Linked DNA regions of Homo sapiens: region 1 is linked to region 2. A link is an interaction called in ENCODE POLR2A ChIA-PET data of the cell type or tissue named here. Cell type or tissue: MCF 10A. All regions are shown on one strand. Links, peaks and the distances in the headings refer to the core of each region. The heading gives the core; the rest is flanking DNA.

What was found. Peaks named below come from ENCODE experiments on the same cell type or tissue, not always from the same donor. Only the 100,000 strongest peaks of a DNase experiment are listed, where the experiment ranks them.
Region 1: POLR2A ChIA-PET joins it to region 2 with 11 read pairs; 3 of 35 experiments call an interaction of 5 or more read pairs at or near these places.

What each region holds. Positions count from the first base shown.
Region 1 is chr7:66,273,717-66,290,008 of GRCh38, reverse strand. TPST1 (tyrosylprotein sulfotransferase 1) reads right to left here. Exons shown (of 6, transcript NM_003596.4): 3 at 3,300-3,498. Among named protein-coding and RNA genes, the nearest start is that of TPST1, 77 kb to the right of the region's middle. In MCF 10A, for the core only: no CTCF peak of the experiment used is centred there; DNase peaks (open chromatin) are centred at 6,288 and 8,108.
Region 2 is chr7:66,350,571-66,366,862 of GRCh38, reverse strand. It overlaps TPST1 (tyrosylprotein sulfotransferase 1), which reads right to left. Exons shown (of 6, transcript NM_003596.4): 4 at 14,308-14,358; 5 at 9,992-10,038; 6 at 6,420-6,968. The coding sequence ends at 10,021. Among named protein-coding and RNA genes, the nearest start is that of LINC00174, 42 kb to the left of the region's middle. RefSeq lists a silencer at 4,239-4,403. In MCF 10A, for the core only: no CTCF peak of the experiment used is centred there; no DNase peak of the experiment used is centred there.

The sequences.
Region 1 (16,292 bases), core at 3,685-11,684, 76 kb after region 2:
GAAATTTATAGCACTAAATGCCTACAAGAGAAAGCAGGAAAGATCCAAAATTGACACCCTAACATCACAATTAAAAGAACTAGAAAAGCAAGAGCAAACACATTCAAAAGCTAGCAGAAGGCAAGAAATAACTAAAATCAGAGCAGAACTGAAGGAAATAGAGACACAAAAAACCCTTCAAAAAATCAATGAATCCAGGAGCTGGTTTTTTGAAAGGATCAACAAAATTGATAGACCGCTAGCAAGACTAATAAAGAAAAAAAGAGAGAAGAATCAAATAGACACAATAAAAAATGATAAAGGGGATATCACCACCGATCCCACAGAAATACAAACTACCATCAGAGAATACTACAAACACCTCTACGCAAATAAACTAGAAAATCTAGAAGAAATGGATACATTCCTCGACACATACACTCTCCCAAGACTAAACCAGGAAGAAGTTGAATCTCTGAATAGACCAATAACAGGCTCTGAAATTGTGGCAATAATCAATAGTTTACCAACCAAAAAGAGTCCAGGACCAGATGGATTCACAGCCGAATTCTACCAGAGGTACAAGGAGGAACTGGTACCATTCCTTCTGAAACTATTCCAATCAATAGAAAAAGAGGGAATCCTCCCTAACTCATTTTATGAGGCCAGCATCATTCTGATACCAAAGCCAGGCAGAGACACAACCAAAAAAGAGAATTTTAGACCAATATCCTTGATGAACATTGATGCAAAAATCCTCAATAAAATACTGGCAAACTGAATCCAGCAGCACATCAAAAAGCTTATCCACCATGATCAGGTGGGCTTCATCCCTGGGATGCAAGGCTGGTTCAATATACACAAATCAATAAATGTAATCCAGCATATAAACAGAGCCAAAGACAAAAACCACATGATTATCTCAATAGATGCAGAAAAGGCCTTTGACAAAATTCAACAACCCTTCATGCTAAAAACTCTCAATAAATTAGGTATTGATGGGACGTATCTCAAAATAATAAGAGCTATCTATGACAAACCCACAGCCAATATCATACTGAATGGGCAAAAACTGGAAGCATTCCCTTTGAAAACTGGCACAAGACAGGGATGCCCTCTCTCACTGCTCCTATTCAACATAGTGTTGGAAGTTCTGGCCAGGGCAATCAGGCAGGAGAAGGAAATAAAGGGTATTCAATTAGGAAAAGAGGAAGTCAAATTGTCCCTGTTTGCAGACGACATGATTGTTTATCTAGAAAACCCCATCGTCTCAGCCCAAAATCTCCTTAAGCTGATAAGCAACTTCAGCAAAGTCTCAGGATACAAAATCAATGTACAAAAATCACAAGCATTCTTATACACCAACAACAGACAAACAGAGAGCCAAATCATGGGTGAACTCCCATTCACAATTGCTTCAAAGAGAATAAAATACCTAGGAATCCAACTTACAAGGGATGTGAAGGACCTCTTCAAGGAGAACTACAAACCACTGCTCAAGGAAATAAAAGAGGACACAAACAAATGGAAGAACATTCCATGCTCATGGGTAGGAAGAATCAATATCGTGAAAATGGCCATACTGCCCAAGGTAATTTACAGATTCAATGCCATCCCCATCAAGCTACCAATGACTTTCTTCACAGAATTGGAAAAAACTACTTTAAAGTTCATATGGAACCAAAAAAGAGCCCGCATTGCCAAGTCAATCCTAAGCCAAAAGAACAAAGCTGGAGGCATCACACTACCTGACTTCAAACTATACTACAAGGCTACAGTAACCAAAACAGCATGGTACTGGTACCAAAACAGAGATATAGATCAATGGAACAGAACAGAGCCCTCAGAAATAATGCCGCATATCTACAACTATCTGATCTTTGACAAACCTGAGAAAAACAAGCAATGGGGAAAGGATTCCCTATTTAATAAATGGTGCTGGGAAAACTGGCTAGCCATATGTAGAAAGCTGAAACTGGATCCCTTCCTTACACCTTATACAAAAATCAATTCAAGATGGATTAAAGATTTAAACGTTAAACCTAAAACCATAAAAACCCTAGAAGAAAACCTAGGCATTACCATTCAGGACATAGGCGTGGGCAAGGACTTCATGTCCAAAACACCAAAAGCAATGGCAACAAAAGACAAAATTGACAAATGGGATCTAATTAAACTAAAGAGCTTCTGCACAGCAAAAGAAACTACCATCAGAGTGAACAGGCAACCTACAACATGGGAGAAAATTTTCGCATCCTACTCATCTGACAAAGGGCTAATATCCAGAATCTACAATGAACTCAAACAAATTTACAAGAAAAAAACAAACAACCCCATCAAAAAGTGGGCGAAGGACATGAACAGACACTTCTCAAAAGAAGACATTTATGCAGCCAAAAAACCATGAAGAAATGCTCATCATCACTGGCCATCAGAGAAATGCAAATCAAAACCACTATGAGATATCATCTCACACCAGGTAGAATGGCAATCATTAAAAAGTCAGGAAACAACAGGTGCTGGAGAGGATGCGGAGAAATAGGAACACTTTTACACTGTTGGTGGGACTGTAAACTAGTTCAACCATTGTGGAAGTCAGTGTGGCGATTCCTCAGGGATCTAGAACTAGAAATACCATTTGACCCAGCCATCCCATTACTGGGTATATACCCAAATGAGTATAAATCATGCTGCTATAAAGACACATGCACACGTATGTTTATTGCGGCACTATTCACAATAGCAAAGACTTGGAACCAACCCAAATGTCCAACAATGATAGACTGGATTAAGAAAATGTGGCACATATACACCATGGAATACTATGCAGCCATAAAAAATGATGAGTTCATATCCTTTGTAGGGACATGGATGAAACTGGAAACCATCATTCTCAGTAAACTATTGCAAGAACAAAAAACCAAACACCGCATATTCTCACTCATAGGTGGGAATTGAACAATGAGATCACATGGACACAGGAAGGGGAATATCACACTCTGGGGACTGTGGTGGGGTTGGGGGAGGGGGGAGGGATAGTATTGGGAGATATACCTAATGCTAGATGACACATTAGTGGGTGCAGCGCACCAGCATGGCACATGTATACATATGTAACTAACCTGCACAATGTGCACATGTACCCTAAAACTTAGAGTATAATAAAAAAAATAAAATAAAATAAAATAAAAATAAATGAAAAAAAAAAAAAATATATTTTTCTGATCATTAAATAGCAAGAAATAAAATAAGAAAAAAACGTATTCAGATCCCAAATTCAAAATCTAGTTTTCTCAGTTGCTTTAAAAAATCTCACTTACCCTTCGAGTGTTTTCAATAATTTTGGGATCAGGTTTTCCGTAGTTAGGTGGGTTGGCATATGGGTCATATCCAAGCTTGGCAAGCATAGGAGCAATCACTGCCATGTCTTGTAAAACATCTGGCGGTATCTTCCCAACCCATTTTGATAGAGCTCCTACATTGACTGGCTTGATTACTTGGTCTGTAGATCTCTCCACTCTGAAAACAACATAATATGAATAAATATTTATTTAAAATTTTTTAGAAAATCATGCTTTAAAACCACTATAAATTATGTTTTAATGACTAACAGTTGTCTGGATTACAAAACAATTGAGAAAGAGGGCACTAATCAGGTTTGACACTATTTACCAGAATTAAAAAATAATTTAAGATTGACAGGGATTATTGGCAATCTCAGATTTCTAGAAATTGGGAAAAGGGTTAGCTGAAACATGTGCATTATTAAATGTCTTGACACTGTAATTACAACATCCAGGAAAAAAACAGTAACAAAATAAAGATACAGCTGCTTAGAAAAATTGTCAGTCAACTTACTTGAAATGCTTACCAAAAAAAAGACAGACTGATGGATGGAAAGAGGGACAAATAGATGGTCAGAGAGATGGACAGTGATAAAGTAAATACAGCAACATGTTAATGGCACAATCTAGCTGGTGGGTATAAGTCTTTCAATTCTTCTGTACATTTTAACTTTTCGTAACAAAATGTTGGGGGAAAACTGCCAACCATAAACCACTAAGAACGTAAAATATTCACTTGTTCTATTTTCCTGCTGCCTTCCTTAAAAATCTTATTTTCTACAGAAGAAAAAAAAGGGCTGTTTTTGATTTTCAATATTACAGGATTCAATATTACAGAATAAATGTGTTCTACCTCTTGACATGGAAATTTACTCTAAGCCTGTAGTGATTATACTCACTATATTTGACTAAATAACTAGCAACCTCAGGATAAAATGTAGCATCAAATGACATTTGGATTTAAGCTGGATCTGAATTAGATTTTGGCCAAATGACTATAAAACAGAAATGCTTAAAAGAGACTTTTATATCGTAATACATAAAAAGTTATTCAAACATAGTATTCTAAGAAAAGGTAAAGGCCCTTTTAATTAAGAATATAACCTCTTAGTGAATAATCATTATCTGATGAGGAGTCTCCTAAAGGGGATCTGCTTCCAAAATAATAGAAAAACAATGCCTCTTCCCTGGGCTTCTGTGGGGCTACCTGCTCCAGGTTTCCCTCCTACCTCAGGAGCCACATTCCTTTCTCCCTTTTCAAATATTTCTCCAGGACTCCACTTAACCCACTGCTCCCTTCACTCTATCTATTCTCCCTGTATTGCTTCATCCCTAATGTTCTTTGCTTGACATTCTTAAACTGTGTAAAGAACATCCTCGTTTGCCCAGGACAGGTCCAGTTTACACCTAGCATAATTTACCTCAGCGTAATTATTAAAAGCACCTGCCATTCACTCCCATCAGTGTTCAGGAATGAGCAGAGGATGTTATATATGTATTGCATAAACTGTATTACTTTTCTAAAATCCAAAAAATTCTGAATTCTGAAACACATCTGTGTTAAGTATTGGGGTCACACATAGAGTCTTGTATGTCATGACTGGGAAGCTGGGCTTACCTTGAAGATAATAAGGAATAAGTGAAGAGTTTTAATAACAACTGATATGAACAAAGTATTATTATTAGCATTCAGTGCTGATAACTATGGGAAGAATAATTGGAGAATGAGGCAAGTGGGGTCAGGAAAATCAGAACAGATGCTCAACATGTTGGAAGAAAAGAAATGATTAAGGCTTCAATTAGATTAAATGAATTAGAAATAGAGATGAGACAAATTCCAAAGATAATTTTTAAAACTGCTAAGACACTGGGAGACCAAAGTGGGTGGATTATTTGAGGTCAGGAGTTCGAGACCATCCTGGCCAACATGGCGAAATCCCATCTCTACTAAAAATACAAAAATTAGCCAGGTGTGGTGGTGCATGTCTGTAATCCCAGCTACTTGGGAGGCTGAGGCAGGAGAATTGCTTGAACCCAGGAGATGGAGGTTGCGGTGAACCGAGATCACACCACTGCACTCCAGACTAGGCAACAGGGTAAGACTCCATCTTTAAAAAAAAAAAAAAAAAAAAAAGCTAAGACAGTGGCCAATTAGATAAGGCGGGGTGAAGAAAAAGAGAAAGGAGTCTATGATTAATTAATATTTGACTTGAAGGACAGATGTTTGTCTGTCATTCAATAATATAGACAGTATGAAGAAAAAGCATGTGGGTTTTTGATATTGTTGCTTTGTTTTGTTTGACATGTAGAGAACAATAAAAAAAATGTAAATTAATAGTAATCAGAAGGTCACCAAAAATCTAGAGAAAAAATCTGAATTGACTGGAATGTAGTAGATGCTCACTAAACAACGGCTATTATTATTTCACACTGATGGTAGCTCTGCTTCATCAGAATAGTGAAAGCCATATTTATCATTATGATTGAATAAATGATTTGAAGAAAAAGTATAATCATTTCTTGTCTGAAAAAGAGCTCTAAAATAAAAGACTTTGCAAAGGCTTTGCTGTATAACCACTGAGTTTACAAGAGCCGCTAGCAGCAAATGCAGTTAACTATGGCCTCTCAAGGGGAAGAACATGGGAAACCTATGCATATCAGTCAAGTGTTTCTCTTTAAGATCAGCAGAAATGACATTTTATATATATCAAGCATAAAATTCAAATTCAACAGTCACTTCTTAAATACCCACTATGTGGGTTTGATATTAAGGATACAAAGATGACTGACTAGGCCATGGCCTACCTCTCAAGATACTCAGAATCCAGCAAGAGAGACAAAGGTACACATAATACATAGCATCATAAATGAAATGACAGAGGTTAGAGACAATATGACAGAAGTAGGCCATTCTTTTCATGGGGTAACACATGACTAGGGCAAGTTACTAAGCAGCTAAGGCAAGGGTTAGCATCTATGAGTCACACATTAAATTAAATTGACTCACACTGCCTGTTTTTGTCTGGCCTGCAAGCAAAAAATGGCTTTTACATTTTTAATGTTTTAAATAAAAATAATCACATTTCATTACACATGAAAATCATGTGAAATCTGAGTATCAATATCCATAAGTAAAGTTTACTGGAACACAGCCACACTCATTCATGTATAGATTGTCTATGGCTGCTCTTGTAGTACAACGGCAGAGTTGAGTAGCTGAGGAAGAGACCATATGGCTTGCAAAATCTAAAATATTTACTATCTAACCCTTACAAAAAAACTTTGTCAACCCTGATGTAGGACTGTATCCTAAGGAAAAATAGGCTTTCTGTGTGTGGTCTCAGGTGATGTCTTCCTGACAGAAGGACCACATCAATATTCACATTCATGGAGATAACCTGGGGTTTTTTTTGTTTTTGTTTTTTGAGACGGACTCTTGCTCTGTCACCCAGGCTGGAGTGCAGTGACGCAATCTCAGCACACTATAACCTCTGCCTCCTGGGTTCAAGCGATTCTCCTGCCTCAGCCTCCTGAGTAGCTGGGGATTACAGGCCACCACCATACCCAGTTAATTTTTGTATTTTTAGTGGGGTTTTGCCACATTGGCCAGGCTGGTCTTGAACTCCTGACCTCAGGTGATCTGCCCACCTCGGCTTCCCAAAGTGCTGGGACTACAGGCATGAGCCACCGTGCCCAGCCACGTGGTATGGTTAGAGAATAGCAAGTGAGGAGAGCTAAGAATGTATTGAAGCTACTAAGTTGGGAGGATGGAAGGGAGAAAAGAAACAAGTGTTTACTCAGTGTTGCACTTATCGGGTTCAAGAAACACATTCGTTCAACCCAAAGGATAGATCATTAAAATAAAATAGAAAATGAGAACAAGATACGATGCAGTCCCAATCTTCAAGGAGGTCACGGTCTGGTTGGGGAGCCACACAAACATTCCACATTGAAACTCTCAGAGTTGCCTCTTAGTCCCGCATCAGCTCTCTGGGCTTCACTTTTCCCTCTTTCCATGGGTTCTAGTTATTTAGCTTATGTTTTTCTAAGAGGCAGCAAAGTGTAGTGGAGAGAACGCAGACCTGGAAGTCAGGTCTGTATGATCCAGTTTTGTAATCTAAGAAAAACTCTGATCCTAAGAGACTGAGGATAATGACCACTAACAGACGGAGACACAGTTTCCAAAACATTTTCAAAGCAGGAGTTGACAACTATTGCTCCAATCTGGCCTGCTGCCTGTTATGTAAATAAAGTTTTACTAGAACATAACCATGGCCATTTGTTCCTGTACTGCCTATGGCTGCTTTTGCTCTATAACAGAAGAGCTCAATGCTTACAACAGAAATCATATGGCCTGCAAAGCTAAAAATATCTGGCCCTTTACAGAAAAAGTTTGCCAACTTTTGTTCAAAAGGACACAGTGATTAGAGGGAAATGGGCCTGGAACTGAGAGCCTAATTTTCTTTTCTCGATAATAACCTGCAGACTGCAAGGAGCTCATTAAATCTCCCCTATTCCTTCAGTCCTTACAGAATTAACCAACACTTAGATCTAAAGCATACTACGGTATGAACTAGATACCATTCTACACCCCTTTAGCTTACTGAGACCTCAAAACATAGTGCCTCACAGACTGGTACATTTCAATACACACGGCCCATGCACACTGAGACAAGATATCTGTGACTCAGCAAGTTCTCCCCAGTCCCAACTGCCCAGGCTTCCTTCCGTCTGTGGCAGTCACAGTGGCGGCAACTCCTCCTCAAGGAATGGGGTCTATGCCAAAGTCTTGAATGACTGAGGTGAATACAATTCTCCACGACATTCATTTTAAGCATGGATCTTCCACGAGACTCAGTTAAACACTACAGCCAGGCTGACTGCCAAACCACAGGTCTGAATTATGATACCCAGCAACTACTACAAGAAACCAAATCCTCCATATTAAAGCATAGGGGATGGAACAGATATGCAAAAAGGAATGAGTGAAAGAGTACATAATCCAAGTGGTTAGGTTTATTACAGTAAAACATGTAATGAAATACCATTAAAAACCATGTTTTCAAAGACTTTCACTATTAGAAAATGCTCAGGTCATGTCTTGTGAAAGAAGATTTTAAAATGTATATACAATAGAAATTCAACTTTGTGAAAATGTGTTCTACAGACCAATAATGAGTTCCTAAATTGAATTAGTACTAAAAAACCTACCAACCAGAAAAAGCCCTAGACAGGAGGGATTCATAACCAAACTCTATCAGATGTATAAAGAAGACCTTGTACCAAACCTACTGAAACTATTCCCAAAAATTCAGGAAGAGGGACTCCTTGCCAACTTATTCTATGAGGTCAGCATCATTCTGACACCAAAACCTATCAGAGATACAACAAAAAAAGAAAACTTCAGGCCAATATCCCTGATGAACACAGATGCAAAAATCCTCAACAAAAATACTAGGAAACAGAGACTAGAAGCACATCAAAAGCTAATCCACCACAATCAAGTAGGCTTTATCCCTGGGATGCAAGGTGGGTTCAACATACACAAACCAATAAATGTGATTCATCACATAAACAGAACTAAAGACAAAAACTACATGATCATCTCGATAGACACAGAAAATGCTTTCAATAAAATTCAGCATCCCTTCATGTTAAAAACTCTCAACAAGCTAGGCATCGAAGGAACATACCTCAAAACAATAAGTGATATCTATGACAAACCCACAGCCAACATCCAGAACATGCTGAAATGTTCTGGAGGGCCCACAGATGTGGAAATTATGTATTTGTAAGAATTATATTAAACAATCTTTATTTGATAAATAGTACCTTACAATTCTAATGCTATCTATCAAACTTCAATAAGAGCAATTTCAGCATCAAGTAATGAACAATAGCTAAACTAACAAGAAATCAATCAAAAGTGCTTTAAAGGGAGCAGCACCAGTTGATGTGCTGCTGGAAGCATACCATACTGGAAGTATTCCCATTGAGAACCAGAATAAGACCAGGATGCCCTCTCTCACCACTCCTACTCAACACAGTACTGGAAGTCCTAGATAGAGTAGTAAGAAAAATAAAGGCATCCAGGAAGAGTGGAAGTCAACTATCTTCCATATTTGCAGACGATATGACTTTATACCTAGAAAACCCCACAGTCTCTGCCCAAAAGCTTCTAGATCTGATAAACAACTTCAGTAAAGTTTCAGGATACAAAATCATTGTACAAAAATAGCATTTCCATACACCAACAATATCCGAGCTGAGAGCTAAATCAAAAACACAATCCCATTCACAATAGCCACGAAAACTTGAACCATGTGTGTCAGACCCATGACCTACAAGAAGATGGCCCAAGATCTGGCCCAGGAATTGGAGAAAGACGCTTCCAATGCTTAGAGGAAGGTCCTCTTCTATGAGAAAACAGCCCAAGAATGCTGGGTGGCTTCCACGTCCACTGTGCGAGTGCTCTAGGTGCTCTGGAAAGAAAATGACCACAATAGGCAGAAGCCAGCTGACTGTGAGGTCAAGTTTCAGCCTTTCCCAAGCTGTCCTTTGGTGCCAGGATTTCCGTCTGCAGCCCACAAGGGCCGAGAAATGCCAGGGGGACTGTGGGCCACCACACCCCCAGGAGGGAGGCAGGTCACGATGTGAAGGCTTAGGTCCAGAGCACCTGCTGGTTTGATTCCGTTTTCCCCATAGGAGAGTCCTGAATGCCCAGAGCCTTAGCAGCACATCAGCTGGTGCTGCTCCATTTAAAGCCCTTTTGATTGATCTCTTGTCAGTTTAGCTACTGTTCATTACTTGATGCTGAAATTGCTCTTACTGAAGCTTGATAGATAGCATTAGGATTGTAAGGTACTATTTATCAAATAAAGATTGTTTAATATAATTCTTACAAATACATTATTTCCACATCTCTGGGCCCTCTAGAATTATACAGAATAAGTATTGTATTTTCATTTAGAGAAAAGGCCCCTCTTACCCCAACATCATTGTGTTTCATATGGATAGGAAAGTTTAAAACAAAGACCGTTTCTGATCTATGAGCTGTTATTAGAAAATAGTAGAGTAAATTGGCCAGAATAAGCTTTAGTTTTAAAACAAAACAAAACAAAGAAAAGAGTATGCTTATATCTGCTGGTGGGAATGTAAATTAGTTTAGCCACTGTGGACAGCAGTTCGAAGATTTCTCAAAGAACTCAGAACTACCATTAGACCCAGTAACCCCCTTACTGGATATATACCCACAGGAATATAAATCGTTCTACTATAAAGACACATGTAACTGTATGTTCATCGCAACACTGTTCACAATAGCTAAGACATGGAACCAACCTAAATGCCCACAACAGTGGACTGGATGATGAAAATGTGGTAGATATACACCATGGAATACTACACAGCTATAAAAAAATGAAATAGTGTCCTTTGCAGCAACATGGATGGAGTTGGAGGCCATTATCCTAAGCGAATTAATACATGAACAGAAAACCAAATACTGCATGTTCTCACTTATAAGTGCTAGCTAAGCACTGAGCACACATAGATACAAAGGGGAACAACAGACGCTTGGGCCTACTTAAGGGTCGAGGGTGGGAGGAAGGTGAGGATCGAAAAACTACCCATAGAGTACTATGCTTATTACCTGGGTGATGAAACAATCTGTACACCAAACCCCCGTGACAGACAATTTACCGGTAGCAAACCTGTGCATGTACTCCCTGAACCTAAAAGTTGGAAAGAAAAAAGCGATGTGTTCTAAATGCATGTTATATGTATGTTTAGAATCATATCAGAATGTTTACAATGCAGCATGATTTTTATTTTCTTACCTAACTTATCCATATTTTCCAATTTTCTATGATAAACTTTTTTTTTTTTTGAGACGGAATCTCGTTCTGCCACCCAGGCTGGAGTGCAGTGGGCTGGAGTGCAGTGGTGCGATCTCGGCTCCCTGCAAGCTCCGCCTCCCAGGTTCACGCCATTCTCCTGCCTCAGCCTCCCAGTAGCTGGGACTACAGGCGCCCGCCACCAAGCCCAGCTACTTTTTTGTATATTTAGTAGAAATGGGGTTTCACCGTGTTAGCTAGGATGGTCTCAATCTCCTGACCTCGTGATCCGCCCACCTCGACCTCCCAAAGTGCTGGGATTACAGGCGTGAGCCACTGCGCCCGGCCCAATGTCTTTCTTTTTTTACCTCATGCTGTCATGGGACTCGCAGAATCACGAAGAGTATCTTCACTCAGAAGTCTAATAACTATCTCAAGCTCAACATAGTCCAAACTGAGCTCTTTATGTCACCCCTAAAGTCTACCTTACCCGCACGGCAGCCTCAGCCTTCTAATCTCAGTTAAAAGCAACTCCATTCTTACAGTTGCTCAGGACAAAACCAGAGTTATTTTTCAACTACATTCTCTCATACTTCACATCAAATCCATCAGGAAATCTTATCAACTATACCTCAAAATATATGCAAATCTGGCCACTTCTCATTAACTCCACTGCTGCTCCCCAAGTCCAAGCAAACATCTCTCACCTGGATTTCTGCAATTTTTTTTTTTTTTTTTTTTTTTTTTTTTGAGATGGAGTCACATTCTTGTTGCCCAGGCTGGAGTGCAGTGGCACAATCTCAGCACACTGCAACGTCCACCTCATGGGCTCAAGCAATTCTCCAGCCTCAGCCTCCTGAGTAGCTGGGATTACAGGCACCCACTACCACACCCAGCTAATTTTTGTATTTTTAGTAGAGACAGGGTTTCGCCATGTTGGCCAGGCTGGTCTCAAACTCCTGACCTCAAGTGATCCACCCAGCCTATTTCTGCAACATTCTTCTAATAGGTCCCCCTACTTCTTCCTCTACATTTCTATGGTCTATTCTCAGTCTATCACCAGACAGAGCCTTTAAAACACCAGTCAGGTCATGTCACTCCATTGCTCAAAATCCTGCAATGACTCCCTAGTCACTCAGAGTGACTAGGCACTGGAAATGAGAGGGAATCTGAGTAATCACAGAATAGTTTTTCCTATTTGAATAGATTTCCTGATTTGTATAGATTTAGGGGATGATTTGATGAGATCATCCAAATAGAAAAAACTATTCTGAATAGTTTTCATCTCACCAAATCATTCCCTAAAAACATGCAAAGTAATCCAATAACAAAACTAAAACACCATGGACAACAAAACTAGATGACAAAGTAGCTCACAAACTCCAAAATACAAGTTCGTGGAGACAACCAACAGTAACCACAATCCCCTCATGGAATGAATGTTAATGTGGTGAAAGAAAAAGAAGCAACAACGCATCTGAAAACTGAGAATGGGAAACACCACAGCAGCCATAAACCAAACTCTAAAAATCAGAGCAGATCTATTTGAGAACACCAGTTGAAATTGGGAAGGGTTTCATCAAACCAAAAAGTGACTATAAGGGCCACTGGTAGGTTCTCAAAGGGGCCAGAGAAAGATGGGAAACATGAACTTGAAACCAACCAGCCAAAGCTCCTTTCCAGGACAGGACATCGCAATTAGAAACTTCTGGGAGGAGAATCAGAATTGGGCTAATTACAATGGTGACAGAGACAAAGGAAAGAGAAGGCCCCGATACAAGCGAGGGGAGGCTATGGAGTCAGGAAGTCTCAGAAAGCAAGCCACCATATTATTTAACGCTTTACCAGAACAAAACCAAAAAACAGGAGATGGAGAGCTATGAAATTAATAAAGACAGCTTGAACTATTCCTCCTCCCAAAAGCTTGAGAAAACTGTTTTTCAGTAAAAATGAGTGACAAAAAAGTATTTGGTCAAATACCATAAAGAGTTGTTAAAAGAAAACAGAGAAGAAGAAGAACATTCCTATAGAGAAAAAAAGACATGCCCACAAAACATTAAAATTGTAACTTACTATTTTAAAACAAGCTAAAAGACACTGAGAAAATGATACATAAATCATATTAGAAATAAGGTGATAGAGCTCAGGAATTTAGAAATGGAAGGAAAAATCATTACAAAAATAAACTAAACTAGAAGGAAGACAAGAGTTAATAAATACAAGAGAATCTTAAAAGAAATTATAAGTGAAATAGAATGCCTTCAAAGATTTAAAAGCTTTCCAATTTAAACTAATTGAAAATAGAAGATATTAGCCAGGCATGATGGCACATGCCTGTACTCGCAGCTACTTGAGAGGCTGACGCAGGAGAATCACTTGAACCCAGGAGGCAGAGGTTGCAATGAGCCGAGATCACACCACTGCACTCCAGCCTGGGAGACAAAGTGAGGCTCTGCCTCAAAAAAATACATATATATATATATATGAAATGTTTTTAAAATTTAAGAAGAAATAAAACAATTCAAAAGAAAGTGAAAAATATTAACAGGCAAAAAAAGTCTTTAATGAAAAATAGGAGTCTTTGAAGAAGAGAATCAAAGGGAACACAGCAAATACTAAAAACCAAAATTTAAGAAAACATTATTTTTAAAAAGTTTTTTTAATCTATATATTGACAGAACACATGGTATATCTGAGAATATCTGCTATATGATGACCAACAAAACATATTAAAATTATTGCACTTTAAAGAAAAAATATTTGAGTATCTAGGCAAAGTATAGGTATCCAAATTACCTATAGGAGAAGAAAATTAGATCAGACTTTTCAACATCAAAACTTTTTTTTTTTAAATTAAGTTTTTTAAACTGATGAAAACTGAATATATAACATGTTTTAAAATATGTATACATGGTGAAATGGCTCAATCAAGCTAATTAACATGTGCATTACCTCACATAATCACTTTTTTGTCATGAGAACATTTAAAATCTAGTCTCAGCAATTTTCAAGTATAGAATACACTGTTATTAACTATAGTCACCACAGTATACATCTCTTGAACTTATTTTTCCTGTCTAAATGAAATTTTATATCCTTTAATCCAACATCTCTAATCCCCACTCCTCTAACCTCCAGGCCCTGGTAACCACCATTCTACTCTTGCTTCTATGAATTTGACTTTTTTAGGTTCTACATAGAAATAAGATCCCAAGTATTTGTCTTTCCATGCCTGGCTTATTTCATTTACAATAATGTTCTACAGGTTTATTAACGATGTTGCAAATGACAAGATTTCCTCCTTTTAAAGGCTAAATAGTATTCCATTGTGTATGTATGCCGCATTTTCTTTTTATCCATTCATCTGTGAATGGATGCTTGGGTTGATATCTTGGCTATTGTGAATAGTGCTGTAATGAACATGTGAGTGCAGGTATATCTACCACATTCTGATTTCAATTCCTTTGGGTACATACCTGGTAGTGGGATTGCTGGATCATATGGTAGCTCTATTTTCAATTTTTTGAGGAACCTCCATGTTGTTTTCCATAACGGCTGTACCAAGTTACAGTCTCACCAACAGTGTATAGGTCTCCCTTTTCTCCACATCTTTGCCAACACTTGTTATCTTTTTTTATTTTTTTTTATTTTTTCTTTGAGACGGAGTCTCGCTCTGTCACCCAGGCTGGAGTGCAGTGGCTCAATCTTGGCTTACTGCAAGCTCTGCCTCCCGGGTTCACGCCATTCTCCTGCCTCAGCCTCCCAAGTAGCTGGGACTACAGGCACCCGCCACCACACCTGGCTAATTTTTTGTATTTTTAGTAGAGATGGGGTTTCACCGTGTTAGCCAGCATGGTCTCGACCTCCTGACCTCGTGATCCACCCACCTCGGCCTCCCAAAGTGCAGGGATTACAGGTGTGAGCCACTGCACCTGGCCTATCTTTTTTATAATAGCCATTCTAACAGGTATGAGGTACACTGTAGTTTTAATTTGCATTTCTCTGATGATTAGCGATGCTAAGCATTTTTTTCATATAACTGTTGGCCATTTGTATGTCTTCTTTTGATAAATGTCTATCAGGTTCTTTGCCCATTTTTTTAGATTTGTTTTCTTGCCGAATTGAGTTCCTTATATATTTTGGATATTAACTCCATATCAGATATATGGTTTGCAAATATATCAACCCATTCTATAGGTTGTCTCTTCACTCTGTTGATAGTTTCCTTTACTGTGCAGAGCTTTTTTGTTTGACATAATCCCATATGACCATTTTTGTTTTTGTTGCCAGTGCTTTTGAGGTCAAATCCAAAAATTCATTGCCCAGACCAATGTCACAGAGCTTTTCCCTTATGTCTTCTTCTGATAGTTATACAGTTTCAGGTTTTACATTTAAACCTTTAATCCATTTTGAGGCCAGGTACAGGTGGCTCATGCCTGTAATCCCAGCACTTTGAGAGGCCGAGTGGATCTTTTTTTTTTTTTCAGACGGAGTCTCACTCTGTCGCCCAGGCTGGAGTGCAGTGACGCGATCTCAACGCTCACTTCAAGCTCCACCTCCCGGGTTCACGCCATTCTCCTGCCTCAGCCTGAGTAGCTGGGATTACAGGCACCCACCACCACACCTGACTAATTTTTTGTATTTTTAGTAGAAATGGGGTTTCACCGTGTTAGCCAGGATGGTCTCGATCTCCTGACCTTGTGATCCACCCACCTCGGCCTCCCAAAGTGCTGGGATTACAGGCGTCAGCCACCGTGCCCAGCTGGAAGGTGGGTCTCTTAAGGTCAGGAGTTCAAGACCAGCCTGGCCAACATGGTGAAACCCCGTCTCTACCAAAGAAAAAAAAAAGAAAAGAAAGAAAAAAGAAAACAACAACAAAAATTAGTTGGGCATGGTGGCACATGCCTGCAGTCCCAGCTACTAGGAAGGCTCAGGTGAGAGAATCGCTTGAACCCAGAAGGCGGAGGTTGCAGTGAGCCAAGATCACACCACTGCACTCCAGCCTGGGTGACAGAGTGAGACCCTGTCTCAAAAGAAAAAAAAAATTTTTTTTTTTCCAAGATAAAACTTTGATCCATTTTGAGTTGGTTGTTGTATATGATGTGAGGTAAGAGTCTAACTTCATTCTTCTCAT
Region 2 (16,292 bases), core at 4,322-12,321:
GTGAGGTCACACTGTGGAGGCTTCTTGGGGAAGTGTTGGCTCTTCAAAATCAACATCTTGGTTCATTCCTTTGATGCTGGAGACAATGACCTGTCTCTCTTTATATTCTGCTCAAGACTTACAGAGTGGAGTGTCACTTAGTCTAGGAGCTTGGGCTGCTCTGGAGTTTGCACAAACACAAATAATCATCACAGGCTCTCAGGCCATGTGTCTTGGTTATGACCCAAAACAGCCCTTTAGCAGTGGACGTCTACATAGTGGCAGTTCCAAAACACCTCATTAAACACACACACACACACACACACACACACACACACACACACGGTCTCACTATGTTGCCCAAGCTAGTCTCAAATTCCTGGCCTCAAGAGATCCTCCTGCCTCAGCCTACCAAAGTGCTGGGATTACAGGTGTGAGCCACTGAGTCTGGCCCTTTTTTGTTGTTGTTTTTAGACAGGGTCTTGCTCTGTCATGCAGGCTGGAATGCAGTGGCATGATTACAGCTTGCTGCAGCTTCAAATTCCTGGGCTCAAGCGATCCTCCTGCCTCAGCCTCCTGAGAGGGTGGGACCACAGGCATGCACCACCACACCCAGCTAAGTAAAAAAAAAAAAATTTTCTGGACACAAGGTCTTCCAATATTGACCAGGCTGGTCTTCAACTCCTGATCTAAAGCCATCCTCCTGCCTCCACCTCCCACCTTGAACTCCTCTTTTCCCAGTTTTGAAAATAAAATTTACACTTTAAGAAGGAGGAAGAAATGGGGAAGATAAAAAAGCCAAGAAGCCAACCAGGCTTGCCTGGATAAACACTACATCCCTTACATTGGTTTTACTTCAATAATACAACTAATTAAGGGTTGTTGATTTTTTCAAGTTGCTACTTGGCATGTGAAACAGTTTCTTCCTCAGTAAATTTGAATACCAAGTGTCTATTCTGTGATTGAATGAAGCAAGTATTTTACACATGGGAAACCATTGTTAAATGATTGTATTATAGAAAGGGGTGGATGGGACGGGAGTAAGGGAGGAGCGGATGTCACCATGCCTGTCCCTGTGCTCCCCACCCACCTCCTCTGTTCCTGCTCCCCATGGTGTTTGTCAAGGGGCACAGTGCGCTGAAGGAGGGGTTACCAGGTGGCATATCCAGAAGACATCATTCTCGGCTTCATGGAATCCACTTACTTTGATCTAATTTGTTTACTCATGAAATTCATTCAACGGGCCGGGTGAGGTGGCTCCCAGCACTTTGGGAGGATGAGGCAGGCAGATCACGAGGTCAGGAGTTCAACACCAGCCGGGCCATGATGGTGAAAATCCACCTCTACTAAAAATACAAAAATTAGCTGGGCGTGGTGGCAGGCACCTGTAATCCCAGCTACTAGGGTGGCTAAGGCAGAGAATTGCTTTAACCCGGGAGGTGGAGGTTGCAGTGAGCTGAGATCTCACCACTGCACTACAGCCTGGGTGACAGAGGGAGACGCCATCTCAAAAAACAAAAACAAACAACAAAACAAAAAACAAATTCATTAAACGTTCACATCAGCAGCTTCTGAATGTCTTTTTTTTTTTTTTTTGAGATGGAGTTTAGCTCTTGTTCCCAGGCTGGAGTGCAATGGCGCAATCTCGGCTCACCGCAAGTTCCTGCCTCAGCCTCCCGCGTAGCTGGGATCACAGGCATGTGCCACTACGCCCGGCTAATTTTGTATTTTTAGTAGAGACGGGGTTTCTCCATGTTGATCAGGCTGGTCTTGAACTCCTGACCTCAGGTGATCCGCCCGCCTCGGCCTCCCAAAGTGCTAGGATTACAGGCGTGAGCTACCATGCCCAGCCAGCAGCTTCTGAATATCTAAGCCAATTGTTAAACATAATCATGTTACTGGATTCTTAAAACAAGCTGGAGGCTGGGTGCAGTAGCTCACACCTGTAATCCTAACACTTTGGGAGGCTGAAGCGGGTGGATCACCTGTGGTCACGAGTTTGAGACCAACCTAGCCAACATGGTGAAACCCCATCTTTACTGAAAAAAATACAAAAAAATTAGCTGGGCATGGTGGTGGGCACCTGAATCCCAGCTACTTGGGAGGCTGAGGCAGGAGAATCGCTAGAACCTGGGAGTCGGAGGTTGCAGAAAGCCAAGATTGCACCACTGCACTCCAACCTGGGTGATAGAGGAAGACTTCATCTCAGAAAAAAACAAAAACAAAACAAGCTAGAGACGGGTTTGTTTTAGCTTCATTTTCAAATTGTGAAGACAGGCAGTGAGAGTGAGTGGGTTGTCCAAATTCAGGCAGCAAGCTGGAGACCACACGGTCCCTGGCCCTTTGCAGCCAGAGTGTGTGGGCCAACTGTGTAGTGGTATGCACTCCCACTCTGTCTGCCAGCACTACCATGTACCATGTCTAGCCTCATCACCTGGAGACCTGGGAGTCTTCTTTGGTTTTCTCTGACCTTTGCCACCAGATCTGCTTACTTGCAAGTCCTGTCGGTTGTACACCTCCCAGCCTTTCCCCATCTTCCTCCTTTTTATTTTGGTCATTGTTTCAACCCAGCTAGAATAATATCTGGCCCAGATTATTGCAATAGTTCCTAGTTGGGAGTCCTCTAAACTTTTTTGTTTAAACAATGATGGCCGAACAGGTGGCTCATGCCTGTAATCCAAGCACTCTGGGAGGCTGAGGCAGGAGGACCACTTGAGGCCAAGAGTTCAAGAGCAGCTTGGGCAACAGAGTGAGACCCCACCTCTACAAAAAAAATTTAAAACTTAGCTGGGTGAAGGAAATGTATACAGTGGTCCATTTCCAAGACAAAGTGCCTTAAATCAACTTAGGTCAGTAGACTACAGAAGAAAACAGGATACAGTAGGCTCCTGCTTGGACAGCCAATGCCTGCTTGTCACCCCCCCCCAACCCCCTTAGTTACCCTCACCTGAACCAAAGAAGTTTAGTCTAAGATGAAAGTTTACTAGCTGCAAAATAGCTCGTGTTGCCTGTTCTTATCAGCCTGCCCCAGCTACTTAAGTCATAAGTCAAATACCTGAAGAGCCCCTGAGCTAACTAGGATTGCAATGCATTGTGGGCTGCAACAAAACGCAGCAGGACAACCCTAAAGAAAACACCCGAAGCCCCTACCCAACGACCAATAGGCAATGTCCGGGAAGATTGTGACCCCATAATACACAGCCCATGAGGAACTGGGGGAGGCACCTGTGCACTAGGGGATAAATTGCTTGTTGAAACTGTGCTGGGTGTGCCTGCTGCCAGACACCCAATATTACAAGAGCATCATTAAAAGTCTCACTTTCGCTGTTCTCCAGGTCTCTGAGTCCATTCTTTGGGTTTGGAGGGGTGAGTTTGTTTCTCATAATGGGGAATAAAAATCAAACATTGCCTTGGGGGCAAATATTGGTATCTAGGTAGGTTATAGCTGAAGATGTTCTGTCATTCTGATATGCTCTAGAGTGTTATATGACCTTGTCCCCACAAAGTTAGTGACATAATACTAACACAGGAGACAAGGGAAAAAAGAGGTTATGCTGGAGCTGATTTAATTGCTACTCGGAAGTTGCAGCAGTTGAGTTAGACTTCATGAGGAAATAGGACTTAAGATAGCTGAGCTCTTAATGAGGTTGTGATTTCCCAGGTAGGGGGACTGGGTGTACGAGCATCTGGAAGAAGAAAGTGAAGAGAATGAAACAAGGGAGGAGAAAGGCACCGTATATCAGGGAGCAGTAAGGCCACATTGTGGCAGCAGAATAGCTTAGACATTTATTATTAATTTTTTTAGATGGAGTCTCACTCTGTCACCAAGGCTGGAGTGCAATGGTGCTATCTTGGCTCACCACAACCTCCGCCTCCCAGGTTCAAGTGATTCTCCTGCCTCAGCCTCCCGAGTAGCTGGGATTACATGTGTGTGCCACCACACCTGGCTAATTTTTGTATTTTTATTGGAGATGGAGTTTCACCATGTTGGCCAGGCTGGTCTCCAACCCCTGATATCAGGTGATCCACCCTTCTTGGCCTCCCAAAGTGCTGGGATTACAGGTGTGAGCCACCATGCCTGGCCAGCTTAGACATTTAGATGTAATGTTAGGCATTGGAGAATTAAAGGTTTTGGAGCAAATGAGTGACTTAAAACAGTGTTAAACACAAGATTGATCTGACAGCAGTATTTTTAATTTTTTTTTTTTTTTTTTGAGAGATTCTCCCTCGTCGCCCAGGCTGGAGTGCAGTAGCATGATCTTGGCTCACTGCAACCTCCGCCACCCAGGTTCAAGCAATTCTCCTGCCTCAACCTCCCGAGTAACTGGGATTACAGGTGCACACCATGCCTGGCTAATTAAAAAAATTTTTTTTGTAGAGACAGGGTCTCCTTATGTTGCCCAGGCTGGACATATTCATTTTAAATGGAAAGGGACAGGGCTAGGGAAGTGGACTGCAGAGGACATTAGAGTCAGGCTTGTGCCTGGGCCCAGCTACATGCCAAGTCACCTGTGGCACTAGGTGGGGGGCCTTGTGTAAGTGACCTGACCTAGTTGAGCCTGTTTCCTGATCTGTAAAACAGTATGTATGTCAGAAGGCTCTTTGGAGGATTAGTAATTCACCAAGTATTTTACTTGGTTTCTTTTCTTTTCTTTTCTTTTTTTTAGACGGAGTCTCGCTCTATCACCCAGGCTGGAGTGCAGTGGTGTGATCTCGGCTCACTGCAACCTCCGCCTCCCAGGTTCATGCCATTCTCCTGCCTCAGCCTCCCAAGTAGCTGGGACTACAGGCACCCGCCACCACACCCAGCTGATTTTTTGTATTTTTAGTAGAGACAGGGTTTCACCGTGGTAGCCAGGATGGTCTCCATCTCCTGACCTTGTGGTCCGCCCACCTCGGCCTCCCAAAGTGCTGGGATTACAGGCATTAGCCACTGCGACCGGCCTTACTTGGTTTCTAGAAAGTGCCAGTTTGCTAGGTGCCAAAAGTACAACAGACAAGAAAAAACATAGTCTTGGAACTCCAGGAACTTATTGGCTGGTGGAGGAGACAGATAATAAAAAAGGCAACAAACAGATGAAACACTGCAAAGTGTGACCATGAAGAAGGCAAGCAGCGGGAGAATTACCTTTTAGTTTAAGAGGCCAGGGAAAATCCCTCTGAGTAAGTGAGGCTTACCGAGACCACAGAATTGAGAAGGAGCCTATCAGACAAAGAACAAAGGGGGCTGGGTGTGGTGGCTCACGCCTGTAATCCCAGCACTTTGGGAGGCTGAGGAGGGAGGATCATTTGAGATTGGGAGTTTAAGACCAGCCTGGTGAACATGGTGAAACCCTGTCTCTACTAAAAATACAAAAATTAGCCGGGCGTGGTGGCACATGCCTGTAATTTCAGCTACTCGGGAGGCTAAGGCAGGAAAATTGCTTGAACCTGGGAGGCGGAGGTTGCAGTGAGCCGAGATTGTGCTACTGCAGGCCAGCTGGGTGACAGAGCAAAACTTCATCTTAAATAGCCAAAGGGAAGAACATTCCAGAGAGAGGAGATATGTAGAGACAGGAAGAACTTGCTATGTTCTGAAAATAAAGATACTTCTAGAGCACAAGCGGTGAGGTTGGGAGAGAGGCCTGCGATGAGATGGAGAGGAGGACCCTGCCGGCCCTGACAGGAGTCTGGACTCTTTTAAGTGAAATGGAAGCCACTGAAATGTTTCAGGCGGGGAGGCTCCTGTCCAGATGTGCATTCTAAAAACTCTTATTCTGCTGTGATCCAAAAAATACGTTGAAGGTAGGATCAAAGATCTTGGATGCGAATGGAAAGAGGGAGGAAAAGGGTGAAATCAAGTGTGACTCTTCAGTTTCTGGCTCAAGTGACAGTAGAAAATACTGCAGTTACTGATATGGATATGACCTAAATGGATAGGTACAAGTTTTGGGGCAGAGATGGGATAACATGTTATATACCCTTTTCATGGCTGGCACATATGTGAACACACTCAATATGGGAATTATTACTACTATCTGGACATCCTGGGTTTCATAACAAAGGCTTCTAGAAAACAAGTGGAAATAGTAACTTCCATGTCCTTAAATACAGTCTGCAAGCATGAAATAGAACAGGATTCTCAAAGTGGATGGCAATAGGTTCTCTCTTGAAATAAAAAGAAAACTTCACTACAAAATGATAATGCAGGCCAAGCACCGTGGCTCACACCTGTAATTTTAGTACTTTGGGAGGCTGAGGCAGAAGGATCGTTTGAGCCCAGGCTGGGGAATGTAGCGAGACCCTGCCTCTACCCACCACCCCCCTCCAAAAAAAGGTGATGGCTCCAGGGGAGTATCTACAATACAGCCAACCAAGGAAACTTTGGTTTATCACATCAGCATCTGATAAGGTCTGTGCTTCTCTGAAATCACATTAATGAAAACATGTAACTACCAGAATGCTTCACATTGAAAGCTTTTATTTTGAAAAATAAAATACAAAAGTCATTAGGTTGTAAATGTATAATGGTAATTTCCCAACTTCTCAGAAACAATACAATGAATTAAATAATTAGGATATTTAATATTATTCACATCAATACACTTAAACAGGCACACGTGTTCTACAAAACATTAGAACATGTACAGACAACCTATTTCAAAAGGAGACTGCCCAAGTCTGCTTACAGGATCCCATTTTTAAACCCTCTCCTTGAAAACAAACGTCATAATGTAAGAAAAGAGAACAAGAGGAGTTTTAACAGGAAACACATGTTCCTTCTGGGCTCCTTACTGCAGGGCTGTGCATGAAATCGGGATCAAGAGCTCTTTGCTCAGGAGGCAGATCCCTCACGAGGCCCAAAGCTGTGCGGACACCTCCATCCTCTCAGTGGGAGGAAACTGGCAAATGCACAGGCGGCGCAGCCAAGGTGCAGACGCTCCACCAAGCTTGGCAGGGGACAGCCAATCCTAGGAATTTCCCTTCTGCTGAAAAGGCAGCAATCTTTCCTAGGGCGAACAAACAGAATGTGGTTACAGGTGTGGAGTCCCGGTGTGTTCTCCCTGTGTCTTCGTCTCTTCCTTCCCAGCTACAGGCCTAGACAAGCCAGGCGGTTGGGGAGGTTCCTGCAGATCAGGGGCCAGGAGGATGGATGTTGAGAACAGCTGCCTCAGGAAGACTGCCTGGGAGGCACACACACCCTCACTCTGGTGCTTTCAGATGCATGCAAGTAGCTGCTGGGTGCAAAGCAAGCAGATGGCCAAAACCAGGGCTGCTCCTGCCCATTTCTAAATAACTGACTGTCATCTGCTATTGTTGCTACTGTGGGGGCACTGTCAGGGGCACCAGATGTCCAGGGGTCAGCACCATGATTCCTCGTGTGAAGAAATGGGTCCTAAGGTTCTTAAAGTGTCCAGGGGTCAAGACCCTGATTCCTCCTTATGTGAAGAAATGGGTCCTAAGGTTCTTCAAGTGTCCAGGGGGCAGCACCCTGATTCCTCCTCATGTGAAGAAATGGGTCCTAAGGTTCTTTAAGTGTCCAGGGGGCAGCACCCTGATTCCTCATGTGAAGAAATGGGTCCTAAGGTTCTTTAAGTGTCCAGGGGGCAGCACCCTGATTCCTCCTCATGTGAAGAAATGGGTCCTAAGGTTAAGTGTCCAGGGGTCAAGACCCTGATTCCTCCTCATGTGAAGAAATGGGTCCTAAGGTTCTTTAAGTGTCCCAGGGGTCAGCACCCTGATTCCTCCTCATGTGAAGAAATGGGTCCTAAGGTTCTTTAAGTGTCCAGGGGTCAGCACCCTGATTCCTCCTCACGTGAAGAAATGGATCCTAAGGTTCTTTAAAGGAAGCTCCAGAGAACACAGATACTGTTATTGAAATGCCAAAGGGACCCAAAAGATAAGAAAGATAGTATCCATCCTAAGGGCTTTGCTGTGTCCCCAGTTCTCCTGAGTCCTCCTCAGCACAGGTTGGCCCCTCCCAACCTCCACACACAAGCCAGGGTGAAATGCTGCAGAGGCAACTGCTGATGCGGTCCATCCTACAACACGCTGGTAAAGAAATGAGGCCTTGTGTGTGTTTGGTGGGGCGGGCAGGGAGATTACCTATGAAGTTTGAAAGCATTTTGTATAAACAAAATTAGCCAAGGCCTGATAACTGCTGTTAAATATGCAGACCCACAGGGCATAAGACTAACATTCAGCATTTGCTCCTCAGCAAAAAGGAAACCTGAATCCTAGAACCTGTCAATATTAGCAGCTTGCTGCCATCTGGGATTTTGACATGACGGACCAGCGTCCATGTGCTTCTTATGTCTATAATCCATCAACGCACCGCAAGTCACATTCAACCTGTTTTCTCACTAGCAAAACAGGAATACTACCAGCTTGCCAGAGTGGTTTGAGAACTGAATACAATTTTATATATAGATGTATATATAATTTAGCGTATCTGTTATATATATATCATCTTATATATATGCAAATAAAATCCTTGGTATTTTATGCCTGGTATGGAGTATGCACAATACATCATTATATAAAGTAAAAATAAAAACATTATATAAAAAAAAAAAACAAAGGTCAGCAAGTAAACTATGAGAAAAAATCACTATCAATATCAGATTTTATTTTTATTTATTTATTTATTTATTTTTGAGACGAAGTCTCGCTCTGTCACCCAGGCTAGAGTGCAGTGCTGCAATCTCGGCTCACTGCAACCTCTCTGCCTCCTGGCTTCAAGCAATTCTCTTCCTTCAGCCTCCCGAGTAGCTGGGACTATAAGTGCCCACCACCACGCCCAGCCAATTTTTTTTTTTTGAGACGAAGTCTCTCTCTTGTCACCCAGGCTGGAGTGCAATGGCACGATTTCGGCTTACTGTAACATCCACCTCTTGGGTTCAAGTGATTCTCCTGCCTCAGCCTCCCAAGTAGCTGGGATTACAGGTCCCTGCCACCACACCCAGCTAATTTTTGTATTTTTAGTAGAGACGAGGTTTCACTATGTTGGCCAGGCTGGTCTCGAACTCCTGACCTTGTGATCTGCCCACCTTGGCCTCCCAAAGTGCTGGGATTACAGGCATGAGCCACCATGCCCAGCCAATATCAGATTTTTTGAAAAGGCTGTTCAAGTTACAACTGATCAAAGGCTTTGCCACATCATTTGGAGCAAAACTGATCTTAAGAAAGTTTGGGTGGATAAGCAGAGACTGAAAGTCTGGGACAAGGGTATGAACTCTGAGCAGCTGCACCTGGAGATCTGGGCTGAGAAACCAGCTTTGCCACTCATGAGCTGGTGTCCCTGGACATGTGCCTGATGAGGGCCACATACTCAGATAGAAAAAGGGCTGAGAAGGCAAGGCTGGCCTTGTCTACAATGTAGCACTTAGTCCAATGAGACAATATAGGTTACTCACATAAGCCATCCATAATACATTAAAACAAGCAAGGGCAAACTTGAAAAACCAACCAAGAAACAAACAAACAAACAAAAATTGCAGTAGGGCAAAAACATCTGCAAGTCCAGCACACGAAGAAAGCCACTGGAGGTGGGGATGGGTGGCTGGGGCCCTGGCTGAACAGGTAACCAGAAGTAAACAGCCACTCTTGAGTTCTGGGTTTCCTTGCCTATGGACTATGGTCCTGACAAACGACCTGCTCCCTCTGGGACCAGCTTCCTTATCAGTAAACAGGGAGTTGGGCTTGATGGCCTCCAGGTCCCTTTCAGCTGAAATATTTCATGGTTCATAATGAAAATAACAATACTATTGTGCGCTTATTATGAGCCAGGCTCTTGGATGATGATTAATTCTCACCACCATGCTCTTGTTAATATTATCCTCATTTCATAGATGAATAAATGAAGACACAGAGAGGTGAAGTAATGTGCTTGCTTCCACACAGAAAGTGAAGAGGCAGGATTCCAACCCTGGCAGACGGACTCCAGAGCTGTGCTCTCCACCTTGGCCACCCAGCCCCCTGCAAGAGCCCGAGTGGGAAACAGAAAGACCTGGCAATGTCCCCCAACCCTCACCTCATGTATGGAAGAGGCTCCTGGTTCTGCTACTCCACTTGCTCAGTCTGTTGAAGGAAAGAAAAGATGTTTTAATGTCCTTGAAGTTGGTCAGCATGAGAAGTGACCGTCCCCACTGAAACATGAGGGGTGGCCCGCAGGCTCTGTTCACTTTCAGATGAACTCAGTGCACTACTGTGGTATGCTCAAGAATCTGACTGGCCTTTCCCCCTGGTTCCTGGGAGGGAAATGCCGAATCCTTGGAATTTCCTGGGTAACAAGAGTGTCTTTGTTATTTCTGATGCCCTTGGATCACATCTGGATTTATGTTATGAGATGATTCAGGATGGGGCTGCTCACCACAAAGACCAACCATGGGATCAGGGGCTGGGGCTTGGAGCCCACGTCAACTCTGGGGAGGGGAGGTTGGCTGGAGATTGAGTTCTAACACATGACCAACGATTTGATCAATCTTGCCTGCATAAATAAACCCCAATAAAAATGCTGGGTGTGGAAGTTCAGTGGCACTTCCCGGTTGGTGAACACATGGGTGTGCCGGGAGGGTGACGTGCCCTGCTTTCATAGGGAGGAGGCACAGAAGCTCTGCATTCAGGACCCTCCTGGGCCCACTTCTATCTTATGGCTGGTCCTGATCTGCATCCTTTATAAAACTGTCATTGTTAAGTACTACACTTTACCGAGTTTTATGAACCATTCTAGCTAATTATTCAATCTGAAGGTTCTATGAGTTTCTGCTGATTTTCATTAGAAGTTAAACTGAAGACCTTATGGGCCCTTTTCTACGTGTGTGTGTCTCTGTGTGCACACTTCTGCATGATTGTTTCTTTTTTTAATAGACAAGGTTTCCCTCTGTAACCCAGGCTGTAGTGCAGTGGCACAATCACAGCTGTCTGGGCTTAACAGATCATCCTGCCTCAGCTTCCCAAGTATGCCACCACGCTCAGCCTTTTTTTTTTTTTTTTTTTTTTTGATGGAGTCTTGCTCTGTCACCCAGGTTGGAATGCAGTGGCGCAATCTCGGTTCACTGCAACCTCTGCCTCCTGAGTTCAAGCAATTCTCCTGCCTCAGCCTCAGGAGCAGCTGGGATTATAGGTGTGTGCCACCACACCCAGCTAATTTTTTTTGGTACTTGTTTTTAGAGATGGAGTTTTGCCATGTTTGCCAGGCTGGTCTTGAACTCCTAATCTCAAGTGATCTGCCCGCCTCAGCCTCCCAAAGTGCTGGGATTACAGGTGGGAGCCACCACGCCTGGCCCTGCCCAGCTAATTTTTTGATAGAGATAGGGTCTTGCTATGTTGTCCAGGCTTTTTGCCCAATTTAAAAAAAAATTCCCTTACGATGATGATCTATATTCCACAGATGAGTTTTTTGTTTGTTTGTTTTTTGTTTTTTTTTTTGAGAGGGAGTCTCGCAATCTTTCCCAGGCTGGAGTGCAGTGGCACGTTCTCAGCTCACTTCAACCTCTGCCTCCTGAGTTCAAGCGATTGTCCTGCCTCACCCTCCCAAGTAGCTGGGATTACAGGTGCCCAACACGCCCAGCTAATTTTTTTTTTTGTATTTTTAGTAGAGATGGGGTTTCACTATGTTGGCCAGGCTGGTCTAAAACTCCTGCCCTCGTGATCCAGCCGCCTTGGCCTCCCAAAGTGCTGGGATTACAGGTGTGAGTCACTGCACTCGGCTCCAGATAAGTCCTTTGTTTCAAATATATTCTCCTACTTAGGCTCACTATTTTACTCTCATGATTTTTATTACATAAACATCCTCAATTATAATGTAGTTCATATTATCTACCTTTAAATTAATAATCAGTACTTTTTAGGGCTTAAGAAATCCTGTCCTCTTATGGTCATAAAGATGGTTCCTCTATTATCTTCTTCGTTTTTATGAGACAGGATTGACTGCCCAGGCTGCAGTGCAGTGGTGTGATCTCGGCTCATTGCAGCTTCAACCTCTGGGGCTCAGGTGATCCTCCCACCTCAGCCTCCCAAGTAGCTGGGACTACAGGCATGCACCACACCCAGCTAATTTTTTGTATTTTTAGTAGAGATGAGGTTTGGCTATGTTTCCCAGGCTGGTTTTGAATGCCTGGACTCAAGCAATCTGCCTGCCTCCCAAAGTGCTGGGATTACAAGCGTGAGCCTCATGCCTGGCTCTTCTATATCCTCTAACAACTTTCATTATTTTGCCTTTCACATTTAGGTGTGCAATCCATTTGGAAATATTTTTAGGTATGTTGTGAAGCAGGAGTGTCCCTTTAGTTTTAGTCTCAAATACCTTTTCTTGACTTCTTCAGATTTGTTATGCAAACCGGCTTTTGGAATTTTTTTTTTTTTTTTTTTTTTTTTTTTTGAGACAGACTCTCGCTCTGTCACCCAGGCTGGGATTACAGGCGCACACCACCAAGTCTTGCTAATTATTTTATATTTTTAGTAGAGACGGGGTGTCACTGTGTTGGCTAAACAGATCTTGAACTCCTGACCTCAGGCAATCCACCCACCTGGGCCTCCCAAAGTGCTGGGATTACAGGCGTGAACCACCGCACCTGGGCGCTTTTGGATTTTATATTCCTTCAAGACAGCCTCTTGGAATATTCTCTGGCTCCAATTTCCACAGCCGGTGTCAGTCTGTTCATGAATCTGCCCAGGTTTCTGGGACATCATGCCCAGCCTGGGCCCAGAGCTCTGTGTCCCCTTGTCTGCACGAGGTGGTCGGATTCTTCTGGATAAATCAGGAGCTCCTTGAGGTCTTTCTTTCCCCCGTGACTCCTGAGGACTTACTCTAATTCCTCACCATAGTAGACACTGGGTAAACAATTGGTGAATAAGTGAATGAATGGATGAATAGTAAATATATGTGAATAAGAATATGCCTTGAAAGTACTTTGAAACACTCAAGTCATATGTATCAATTACTGGCGGCTAAGTGTTTTCAGAAAAGGGTCAGGAAGGAAGAGGCTTCAACTCTGGTGTGAGACATGGCTTCCCTCAGAGAGGGCAGCCCATTTACTCCAGGCTTGCATCAGGCAACTGGACTTCACACAAGTCTCTGAGGTGCTGTTGCTTCACCAACCTCTATCTGGAACGCTTTCAGAAACTGAGTTCAAAACTGAGTCTCCTCTTCCTATTGACAAGCTAATCACTGACAGCAGCAGCCTGGAGGCAACATGCATCATCGCCTTGCTGGAAAGGGAAGTCGGCTGCACTCAGGCCATGAGTGTCCATTTTTTCTGACTTCCATATGGGCATGACAGTGATGCCCAGAGGCAGGATGCCGGGCTCCTCTAGGCATGTCAGCCGTGAGACTCCCTGTTTCTTTCCAACCCAGGAAACAGGATTGGAATGCAAGTCAGTGAGAGAAGACGTTACAGGGAAAACTCTGAATCTGCTTAATTTTTTTTATTTTTGAGACAGGGTCTCACTCTGTCACCCAGGCTGGAGTGCAGTGGCACAATCTAAACTCATGGCAACCTCCACCTCATGGGCTCAAGCGATCCTCCTGCCTCAGCCTCCCAAGTAGCTGGGACCAGAGGCCTCGCCACCATGCCTAGCTAATTTTTTCTTTTTTTGAGGCAGTCTTGTTCTGTCACACAGGCTGTAGTGCAGTGGTGTAATCTTGGCTCAGCAACCTCCACCTCCCGGTTCATGTGATTCTCCCTCAGCCTCCCAAGTAGCTGGGATTACAGGCAAATTCTGCAATACTCGGCTAATTTTTATATTTTCAGTAGAGATGAGGTTTCACCATGTTGGCCATGCTGGTCTTGAACTCCCGACTTCAAGTGATCTGCCAACCTCGGTCTCACAAATTGCTGGGATTACAGGCATGAGCCACCATGCTGGCTTTAATCCTTCAAACTCTCACTGTCCTTCCCAGGGGCCAGTGACTATGTGTATATATAAGTCATCTGGGCTCCAAATGAGAAAAGTCAAAGGGGCAAGGATGTACAGTACACAGAGTAGGAACAGAGAGGGTCGCTGAACATTTTTATTTCAAATTAGGCACTGGAACGCTGGAGCAGCTTTACCCACTGGGCGGCTTGTGCAGGACCTCAAGCAATCAGAATTTGGTTATCAATAAAGTATTTCCCTGGTTTTGGGAGACACTGAGCTCTCTGAAATTAAGACTGTGTTAAATTATTGTTAAAATCAACAAGTCCCAGACGCTGATCTTTCTTCCCCAGCACATATCACTATCCCTTTTCTTCTTTTCTTTTTGGTTTTCTTGTTTCTGTCTTTTTAATTTCATTATCTCTTTAAAAATATTACTTCAATGCAAGAGCCAATCTAGTATACATCAGGAGGAAAAAGCAGACACAGTACCTGTGGTTTTTCTTTAAGAAAGTCAGGTAGTTGGAATTCTCCCTTATAGACCTGGAAAAACAAAGCAGGCGTGAGTTTAAGGCAACAGGTCCAGTCCCCATCATTGCAGGACATGTGCCATGCCTGACCGTGGCCGGGTTTACTGCTCCACTGCTGGTGAGTTTAGAATGAGAAAGAAGCCTGTCAGTTCAAGAGCAGCCAGTGGGCAGCACTGAGGGAAATCCCCATTCACTGTAATTCCCTCCTGCTCTGTGTTTACCGAGTGCTCACAAATGTGGGCTGGCTAGGAGAGGGCTCAGGGTACCCTAAAAACAAAAGCACCCTGACTGCCAAATCCCAATCACTTTAGCTGAGAGAGGAAGCAAGCCCTAGGCAATCTCTCTCAAGCAACCAACACAGAACTCACGCAGTTTAGGAACAAGCTCTTCCTGGTTCCTTTTGAATTCTCCAAGGATACAACCCTGGATTTAATCCAACTTTACTTTTCTCAATTTACCCAGAATTCTCATGGTGATTTGAATTTGAATATTAAGTGATTCTTAAAATGATATAAACCGTAAATCTCATAAAATCTTATAATTAAAAACCTATGCTTTAATATATAAAAATGTTTCTAATACATGCAATAATTAGGAATCTTTATGATAAATTTGTGATAAATACCATTTATTACATTTAAAAGCCCACTGAATATGTAAGAGTAAATCAATAAAAGATATATAAAACCTTAACACAGAAAACTATAAAACACTATTGAGAGAAATTAAAGACCCACATAAACAGACATACCACTTTCAGGGACAGGAAGATTTAATATAATAAAGATAGCCATTCTCCTCAAAGAATTCCCAATCAAAATTCTAGCATGCTTTTTTTTTTTTTTTGGAGGGGAGGGAGTAATTTCAACTTGATTGTAAAAGTTATATGGAAATACACAGGGCCAAGAATAGTCAAGGTAGTTTTAAAAGAATAACAAAGTAGAAGAACTTATTCTACCAGATATCGATACATTACTATTATACAGCTACAATTATCTACATTACATAGCTCTAAACATTAGCTAAGTTAATGATATAGCCATAAGTAAGACAGTAGGGTTTTGGCACAAGGATAGATAAATATATCGATGAAACAGAATGACAGGTCCAGAAACAGCCCCTCAGATGCAGATGCCTGGTTTACGGCAAGGTGGCATTGCAGAACAGTGCAATGAGAAAGAATAAATTAAAAAACGTGATCTACGCATATAATGATACACTATACAGTAACAAAAAAATGAACTCTGCTACATTAGCAACAACACAGATGAATCTCAACATAATGATGAGGAGGTGGGGAGCCAGATTCCAAAGAATAATATACTACATCTTCATTTAAAAAATTTAAAGCTACTAAGTAGGTAAAACAAATCAATGATCTTAGAAATCAGGATACTGTTTGCCCTGGGTAGGAAGGAGGTGGTAGTGATTGAGAGAGAGAAGCTGAGAGAGGCTTCCAGGGTGCTGGTAATTTTCTGTCTTGATATCAGTAGTGATTATGAGCATGTGTTCATTTTGTGAACACATCAGTTATTGATAAATGATTGGTATACTGTATGTGTGATATACTACAACAAAATTCAATAAATGAATTAAGTCAGTGGTTTAATGTTAAAAATTTACTGTTACACATATATCATTTAAGTACAAAGATGTTTATTTCAACACTTTGCAACAGCAAAAAAAAACTTGGGAACAAGTAATGTCAATGAAGAGTGGAAAAGCAATCCACTAGGAAGAAGTTTGATAACCACCGGAATCGCGATTGTAACAAGAAACTAAGGAAAGTTATTGGAAGGACAGTTACTGGATAGTCCTTCAGAGCACAGAAAATCTCAATGCTGAATCCCAGGTCTAAAAACCTAAAGAAGTTTCTCCTTTTACTGATCCACTTATAAATATAGCTGCATTACTTCGGAGGCTCAGAGAATGAACACACTTTTTTTT